2 separate regions of the Homo sapiens genome follow, and region 1 is linked to region 2. The links are chromatin contacts, found by Hi-C or POLR2A ChIA-PET in ENCODE. All regions are on one chromosome and are shown on one strand. The core of a region is the stretch at or near the end of the contact, and the rest is flanking DNA. Distances in the headings are between cores, read along the strand shown.

Region 1 (4,275 bases), core at 195-2,694, 56 kb before region 2:
AAAACATTAATTATTCACTTTAGATGGGTAAATTGTATCATGTGAATTATGTCTCAATAAAGCTTTAAAGATACATTTAACAGGAACTGATAAATATGAAAAGCTGACATGACAGAGGTGGCATTATAAGTCAGTGAGAGAAAAGGTGGACTACTCAAAAGTGATAATGGAACAACTGTTATCCACATAGAAAATAAAATCAAATCCCTACCTCACACCATATACACAAGTCAAATTCAAGTAGATTTGGAACCTGAATGTGCAAAGCAAATCTTTAGAACTCCTGAAGGAGAATGTAGAATATCCTTCTTTCTAAGTATAACAAGGAGAGGGATGAATTTCTTAGACAAGATAGAAAATGCACAAACTACAACATCATGATTAATACATCTGATTATATTTTAATTTAAAACTGTGTCCCAATAAGAGGCCATAAACAAAGTGGAAAGACAAACCACAGACTGGGAGCAGATGTGTGCACCACATATAACTGACAAACGAGTGGGAGTGAAATGTATAAAGAATGGCTACAAATCAGTAACAAGCATTCCACAGTGAAGCTACAAAGGATATGAATAGGTAATTCACAAAAAGGAAGTTTCAATGGTCAAGGTCATCAAACATTTGAAGAAGTGCTCAAGCACAGTAATAATATAGAAAATGTGGATTATATTACAACAAAATACCATCATAGTCTTAAGAGAAGAAGTTTAAAAAAATCTCACAATACCAAGAACTGGCCAGGATGTGGGATAATGGGATTCTTTCCTACTGCTGGAGGGGACAGAAATGGCACGTCCACTTTGGAGTCATCAACAGCGTATATCTAATTAGTAAAACAGAACATACATGTTTGCTCCAGCGAGCTCTTCTGCATCAGAGCTTGCAAAACTTCCTGGACCACAGGAATCACTTAAGTATCTGTTAAAAGAAAGAAAAGATTCCTGGCTCCAAATATCAGACCCACCAGAGCAGACCTGGAAATATGTATATTTAACAAACTCCCCAAGGTGACCATATTACCCGGCAAGTTTGGAGAAAAATGCTCTGAAGAACACCTAGCACCATATTTGCACAAGGAGACACATCCAGAGCTGTTCACAGAAGTGTGATCTGTGATCATGAAAAAAACTGGAAACCGCCTACATGTCCATCATCAGGGGACTGGAATATAAATTGTGGGACAGCCATACATTGAAATGCTACAGCACAGTTCTGGCCTCCTTCCTGGCCAACACTGAAATGCTGATTTCCAGAGGCCGGCCAGGCCTCAGAATGAATAGGTGCTATGTAAGTTTTCCCCTGTTGGCGCCGTGTCCGCGAATATAGTTGAGGGGAAACTGGACGGCACTCAGTGCTGTGATTCTTCTGCCTTCCCCAGAGTTGACTGCCTCCCAGGCAGGACTGACTCAGACTGGCCAGCGCCCCGGTGGTGGGCTGCCTGCTCAGAGGGCGCTCAGAACGCTCGGCCCGGGAGATGTTCCTTAAAGAGGGGCTGTCCGTAAGCTCCTCTGGGGAATATGAGATACACACCCACTCTCAGCCCGTTACAACATGTATCTGCTTGCTGGTAACCGGGAAGACCTGCCTTAGAGCCACTTCGACGGGGAGACCCAGTGACTGTGCCTGGAACAGCCTCAGGGGAGTGTGCCAGCTTCAAGCAGCCAGAATTTCCCAGGCTTACACAGCGGACCCCCCCGTCCGTGCTATCCTGCCCCTGGGAATCCCTTCTGGCCCTCCAGGGAGGCCTGAGGCCTCTGAGCAGCCTAAGATGGGTGGAGCCAAAGCTAAAGCAGCACTCAGGGCTGTGAAGAGCTTTTTTCCACAGTCAGGACAAAATGTGCCAGGCACTGGCCCCATGCCCCCTAGGTGCTGGGCTGCACTGGATGGTGGGGGTGCAAGCGGGGAGGGCAGAGATGCTGCTCAGCCCCTGCTAGCTTCTGACGCGTGGCGCGGTGTAAGCCCTGCATCCAGCAACTGTGCCTATGTCCCCTCAGCTCTGTGCCACCACAGCACCTGCCACACACACAGTTACATCCTCCCTGAACCCTCTCCCTCCCACACTGGCCAAGGCAGGGTGAGATGTCACCCTCTGAGCTCCCCAACACCCTGTGCCTCCTGATCAGAGCCCGTCACACCAGTGGTAACCGTTTGCGTCCCGCCAGTCCTTCACAGCAGACGCTCCACCTCAGAGACACTCAAGAACCCCTGCTGAATAAATGAATGGATGAATGAGTGAGCAGATCGGAGAAGGACACGTGAGGGCCAGTGACACATCGGGCTCCGCAGAGGACCCCAAGCCATGCCTGTGGCCCTGTGGCTCACCTGTCAAGTGGGGACTCGCAGAGCCGCCCCTGAGGTGGTCACGGGGCGTGTGCTGAGCACAGAGCCAGCAGCCCCTGCACGGACTTGGTCTTCGTTCTACTCCCTTGCAAATGCCCTGGGAAGCAGGTCAAGGCTATCAGCAGGGAGCAACCTGTGAAGGCTTCCTGGAGGTGACAGCATGTGGTGGGGCCTAGGAAGGCAGTGGGAACTCCAAATGTGTCTATGGGAGGAAGAGCGACTCAGGTGTGTGCCTGACCACTGTCCTGGGGCTTGGTCCCAGTCAGGTTCTCGGCTGGGGCCACTCTAGCACACCTGGCATAGAGGAAGAGGTCCTTCCAGCCCTTGGAAAGCACAGTTAGAGGAAACCTGGGTGGCACTCCCAGGATGGGGCTGTGTGTGCTGCACCGAGGTGGGGACCAGTGTGGCCCCACCTCACCTCAGGTAGCTCAGAGCCTGGGGGCTGAGAGGTCACACAAGGAGCTGGAGTAGCTGAGTACAGTTGTGACGGGGCCACAAGATTCAAGTCCCAATGCTGCCAGAGTGGAGGAGGGGCAGCCCCAAGGAAGGCCTTCCCCTGGGGAGGGATAGGAAGGTGAAGGTATGTGCATATGTGTGCACACATATGCATGTGCATGCATGTGTATTTACACATGTGTGCATGTATGTGTGCACACATGTGTAGGATGGGGCAGAACTGGTCACTGCTTCACATCAGGGAAGGAGAGATGACCACAGGGTGACATTTCAAAATGAGGAAGGCAGGGCCAGGCCTCTAAGGTTACCTGGTGCTGGGTAAAGAGGGACCTGGCTGTCCACCTGCCTCAGAGCCTCAGATTCCCTGGGGAACCTGAAAGCCGGAGGTGTGTCCTCTGGAGAGTCTCAACTGACAGTTTATGCAGCTAATTAAGTTTTTTCTTTGGATCCATAAAATCTCAGGGTGGACTCATTCCAAGGGATGCCTTCCTTTAAAGAAAAGGTTAGATGGGAAAAGGCTGTATGGGTGGGCCAGGGGTGGGAGGTGACCCCTGTGCCCAGGAGGCTGGGGTGGACGCTGGGGATGGTCTAGTCTTGGGTTGGCTGGGCTTGGCTGAGCCACCCTGGCCTCGGCCATCAGACACACAGCCTGGCGGTCGGGAGCACAAGCTCAGGACCCATCAGCCTACCTGGCCCTTCTCCTGGTCCAGCACGGACCCACCTGAGCAGGCTATGGAACCTGTCTGGCCTCTGCTCTCCTAGCTCTGAAATGAGGATGACAATGGTACCTACTTTCTAGGGTCTGGAAAGACTGAGTATGCGCTCAGTAGACTCTATTATTCGGTTTCCTTATCCTCAAAATGCAAATTACAGTGCCTACTTTATTTCTGGGTCGTGGCTGTTGAGAGGGCGGAGCAATGTACCTGTGCACTCAGGATCATGGCGGGCCAAGTCCCCTTGACAGTGGCACATGGAGGCCTGGCTGTGGTCGGGTGCTCAGCAGCCCACCCACGGGCCCGGGCTGGATGAGGTATCGTGGGCTACGGAAGGACAGGTGCACGAGGGCAGGGCTTTGCACAAACACTAATGTGGTCTCCCCGTCTACAGGGCAGGTAACTCCTGCCCTAAAGAACCCCCCTCAGCCCCCCAGTACCCCCGCCCTCAGCTCTGCCTATCCCTCGCTCAGGGAAGGAGTTTTGTGTGTGCAGTGAGGAGACCTCTGTATCCCATATTACCAGCAGGCCTGGGGGCAGACCATGGAGGAGGGTCTGGGGGCGAGATATGGGGGAGTCTGGGGTAAGATATAGGGGTGGCAGCAAAGGGGGATCTGGGGGCAGGCCATGGAGGGGGGTCTGGGAACAGCATATGGTAGGGAGTGGGAGCAAGATATAGGGGTTCTGGAGGCAGGATGGATATGAGGGGGTCTGGGAGCAGCTCATGGAAAGGAGTCTGGGGGTGGGATATACGGGTACCGCA
Region 2 (4,634 bases), core at 723-3,222:
CAAAGCCATGGGGGCCACGATGGGGTGTCTGCCCCTGGAAACCCCATGTTCACCTGCTGAGCCATGTGGACCCCACCAGCCTCCTTTCACACACTCGCCTCCGCCTCGGGTCTCCTCCCCACTCTCTCAGGAGGCCCAGCGTCCGGGACTGCCACATGCTGACAATGTCCAGAAACCTCCCAGGACCGTAAACTGGGAAGAACATGGGCCTCCCTCCCAGAACAGCTCGTGATGGTCGGGGCGGGGAGCAACAGGGTCCCCCCGTGGTGGGGGCATAAACCCGTCTGGCCTCATCTGGTCAAGTTGAACATATGCTCCTCCATGACCCAGCACTGCCATCTATCAGCAGATCCGCCCCAGAAGGACTCACGCCCATGTGTCCAGGAGACAAAAACCAGAACATTCCTGGCAGCCAGTGCAGAAGGGCCAAACTGGGACCCACCCAGATGTTCCCTCTGAGGGACGGGCAGAGAGGGGTGTTGGAGCCACAGAGGACACGATGAACAAGCCACAGCTCAACGGTACAGTGTGCGATTCCACTTGGATAAAGGTCAGAGAAGGAAGAGCCAGCGCCATGTTGGAGGGAAGCCAGCCATGTGGGAGAAGAAAGCAGGCCCAGTCACCGCGGCCACTGTGCCCACGGCAAGGCGGGGCCGCCTCTGCAGGACTGGGCATGTCAATCAGGGACTAGGTCTTCTGGGGAGCTGATAGCCTCCTAATTCTTGACCTTAGAGTGTTTGCTTTGTTATTCATTATGCTGTGTATTCAAATTTTATTCACTTCACATCACAATTGTTTAATGGCATATTTTATGTTATATATATTTTACCACAATTTAAAAAAATTTCTTTTTGAGACAAGGTCTTGCTCTGTCACCCAGGCTGAAGTGCAGTGGTATGATCACAGCTCACTGCAGCCTCGTGGACCTCCTGGGTTTAAGAGATCCTCCTGCCTCAGCCTCCCGAGTAGCTGGGACCACAGGTGGGTGTCACCACACCTGGCTAATTTTGATTTTTAATAGAAATGAGGTCTCGCTATGTTGCCCAGGCTGGTCTCAAACTCCTGGGCCAATTTAATTTTTCTAAATTTTTCAAATGAAAGTATGACATAAGGCCAGACACGGTGGCTCATGCCTGTAATCCCAGCACTTTGGGAGGTCAAGGCGGGGGGATCATTTGAGGTCAGGAGTTTGAGACCAGTTTGGCCAACGTGGTGAAACCCCATCTCTACTAAAAATACATAAATTAGTTGGGCATGGTGGTGCGTGGCTATAATCCCAGCTACTTGGGAGGCTGAGGCAGGAGAATCGCTTGAACCTGGGAGGCGGAGGTTGTAGTGAGCCAAGATCATGCTACTGCACTCCAGCCTGGCTGTCAGAGTGAGACTCTGTCTCAAAAAAAAAAAAAAAAAAATGAAAACAAAAGAAAGAAAGTATGACATAAAGTAGATTAGTGATTGTCTGGGGCTGGGTGGAATGTGGGGGGTCTTTGCTAATAATAGCTAAACGATTTGAGGCTTCTTTTTGGGGTGATGAAATGTTATAAAATTGTGGTGACGACTGCACAGCTCTGTGAATGTATGAAAACCACTGAGTTATACAGCGTGGGAGTGATTTCTCAATAAAGCTGTTACCAAAAGAGACAAAAGAAAAAAGTGTACAGGCTTAAATTGGGGTGGGTCCCACTCCGTGTGACCTCAGGTGAGCTAAATGACCCCTCTGAGCCCAGAAGTGCCCACCTACACCAGAAGCCACAGCCTCTATCCCGGGCAGGACCAGAGGGCTGCTGAGAGGATGTCTGGGATTCACGGACTCATTGCACAGTGGATTTTTCCACAGGCCTGTTCCCGGTGCCCTTCCCTGCACTGCCAGGATGAGTACCCGAGGAACTTGGGGTGAGCTCCCAAGCCCAGCACTGGCCCTTTCTCTCCACCGGGGCTGGCTCGGATTGCCCTGGCTGGTCTGTTTACACAGGAGGGCAGCAGGAGGGTCCTGACTCCTGGAAGGCTGACCAGGGCCACCACAGCCTGGACCCCCCTGCTTGCTAGCCACTCACTTTGACATGTGACTGCTGAAAAATTAACACCAGTTTCACTTCCTTCCCTCACACTCCACGTAGCACAGAAGAAAAATCTGTCATGTTCCAAAGCGAATCCACAGCCTTCTCGTAACAGGAAACACTCTGAAATCCGTCACTGCGAAGTCTGGGAAGACCCAGGACAAGCTGCTGCTTTGACGGCAGCCGCTTCCAAGGTCAAAGGCCAGGCGTGGGGGCACTCTCCCTCCCGACGCAGCCAGCTCCACAGCCATGCACCCTGCAGCCCCTCGTCTTCCAGCTTTGTGCAAGGCGGCTGGAATCCTAGATCGGCTGGCCACCCCACTGGGGGGAAACCCCTTCAGCACCCAGGCCACAGCTAGAAGGGACCTTGCAGGATGTCGGGAATCACGGTCCAGGAAACTTTCCCTCTCCGAAGGGCAAACTGTTTGTCAAGAACGTTCGGGGCTTATAAAACATCTGCCAGCCTTGGGTAAACAATAAGAGAAGACCAGAGGCGAGCTCCGCATCGCGGCTTTATTTACACAGCAGCACCAGGACTAGCGCAGGGGCTTCCCAGGCAGTGGCGCCTTTGACTGGGTGGTGGCTGCAGGGTGTGGCGTGGAACAGCGAACAGAGTGATGGGGTGGTGAGAGGCCACACGGCCTGGTTTCTGGCATGTCCACAGGAACACAGGTTGGTGGGGATATAAGAGGCAGGAAGGGTCTGTGGCTCAGATGTGCCAGCGGCTCTTCCTTCTCCACTGAGGACAGAGAGGGCACCTTGGAACTGGGCAAAACGTCCCTTCCCTCTACTCATTTGTCAGAATGGGAGGGCGCAGGCTCCCAGCCCAGCCCCATCCTCCAAGGAAGATGAGGGCTGCCTTGACAGGCAGGCAAGCAGGGAGGAGCAGACAGTGCTTGGGGGGGGGCGTGGGCAGCAGTGCACTTACCCACTGGGCCTCGCATCCAAACATGGAGCCCTGGAGTGAGGCCAGGCCCTGTGACTGCTGCAAAATGTGGCCCCAAGGGCAGGACATTCTACCAGGGAAAAGTGCAGGAAAAGCACCCGCCCAGGGGACTGGGGGCGGCCAGGTTCCAGTCCAGCTTCTGTAAAACCTTGCCAGGTGGCCTTGGCCAAGGTCCTAGCTGTCCCATCTGAAAAAGCCTCTCACGGCAGGGCAGCAGCACCCTCTGGGGCTGCAGGACTCATGGCATCATGAGGATTTGCCACCCATGGCACAGGACCCCCCACGGAGGAGACACTGTTGTCCAGGGCCTGGGCAGCAGGAACGCTGTGGCTGGATGGGACCTCGAGGAGTCTGGGGGAGCAGCCATGTCCAATGCGCCAGGAGTCCTGGGAACAGGGCAGGCAGGGAACACCCAGAAGGCCTTTACCTGCCAGCCAGGTGAGGGCCGCCCCCTGGCTGGGCAGGATTTCCACAGGGAGCAGGTATGAAAAGAAAGCTTTGTGCTTCCCTGTCCAGGGCTCTTGGGCAGCCCTGTTGGGCCAAGCTCCAGACACCCCTGCCCGGGGATGATGCTTTCCTGGGGAGCAGGCCCTGCAAAACTTTCCCTCCAGAGCTAAGCCACCTGCAATCTCTCCCAACCCCGAGGCTTCACTCTCTTTGGGCCATTTTATAATGAAAACAAGAGAAATGGATACATCTAAGGTGACAAGGAGATCTCACTGCCAGTCAGCGGCCGAATCCCACTCCTCAGCCACCTCTCGGCCTCTCAGACTCCTGACAGCTGCCTCAGAAACAATTGTGTGTGTGTGTGTGTGTACGTGTAAGTGCGTGCACGTGTGCGTGCTCCGTACTAGAAGACCTTGGCTGAGGGCACGTCCCACAGCAGGACCAGTGGGAGGCCTCAGTCATCCCTCTGGCTTCTCCCCCTTCCTGGTGCCAGTGACTGGCAGGACTGACCGCTGCCCCCACCCGCCAGCTGCCCCAGCCTGGACGGCCTCCCCATGCTGCCCTGGCCTCAAACCAAGTGTGAGCGCAGTTACTCACTGCAGGGCTCTCTGCCACCTGGGCCCAGGACAAGGCCACCCCTCCTCCCCCTTCATTCTCCCATTTCCGCCAAGGCCACCAACAGAGGACAGAGCCTGGAAGGCCTTCTGATGCCCAGCTGACCCATCCAGTGGTCATTGGCCCCTGTTGAGGCCTCTTTGGGCCACTTGCAGGAGAGGAGAGGCTCAGCACAGGGTTGCGACGACATGCCTCAGCTGCAGAGGAGACACAGCTGCTGCCCCTGGGGGGCTCACCGCTGTGCAGAATGGGGCCGTGCTGAGGTGCCAGAGGGCTGGGGGTGGCCCTGGAAGGGCGAGGTGCTGCTCCATAGAGCCTGGCTGGGGGTATTTCCTGGAAGGAAGGGATGCCGGCCCAGCGGCAGGTGCCCGGCTGACTCCAGAGGCTGTGTGCTGGCCCCAGGCTGGCCACACATCCATAGGGAGCACCACGCAGGCAATTCCAGTCCCAAAACAGCCCTCCAGAGAGCGAGGCCCCATCAGCCACTCATCCAGGACCCCACGCCCCTCCAGCATTTCAGTGTATCTGTGTACCAAGAGTACCATCTGGAGGGAGAAGGGGACAGTGCA

What was found. Hi-C counts contacts between places; a loop is a spot of excess contacts on that map. ChIA-PET counts read pairs that join two places held with the same protein, here RNA polymerase II (POLR2A).
Region 1: a loop to region 2 is called in a map of endothelial cell of hepatic sinusoid, with 5 times the contacts of the local background. The contact joins two enhancer-like sites. A Hi-C loop is called at or near these places in 2 of 168 maps with a recorded cell type or tissue (OCI-LY7 and endothelial cell of hepatic sinusoid). POLR2A ChIA-PET finds 5 or more read pairs at or near these places in 3 of 52 experiments (B cell, WTC11 and activated B cell).

Annotation. Positions count from the first base shown.
Region 1 is chr10:124,576,388-124,580,662 of GRCh38, reverse strand. The region is part of intron 6 of LHPP (phospholysine phosphohistidine inorganic pyrophosphate phosphatase); the gene reads right to left. Among named protein-coding and RNA genes, the nearest start is that of LHPP, 120 kb to the right of the region's middle. Within about 2 kb of position 1,444, at least 3 of the 41 ENCODE cell types and tissues checked have a DNase peak (open chromatin) inside an H3K27ac peak, as active enhancers do.
Region 2 is chr10:124,521,054-124,525,687 of GRCh38, reverse strand. All of the region lies in intron 6 of LHPP (phospholysine phosphohistidine inorganic pyrophosphate phosphatase), which reads right to left. Among named protein-coding and RNA genes, the nearest start is that of LHPP, 62 kb to the right of the region's middle. RefSeq lists enhancers at 1,983-2,152, 3,033-3,574. Within about 2 kb of position 1,972, at least 14 of the 41 ENCODE cell types and tissues checked have a DNase peak (open chromatin) inside an H3K27ac peak, as active enhancers do.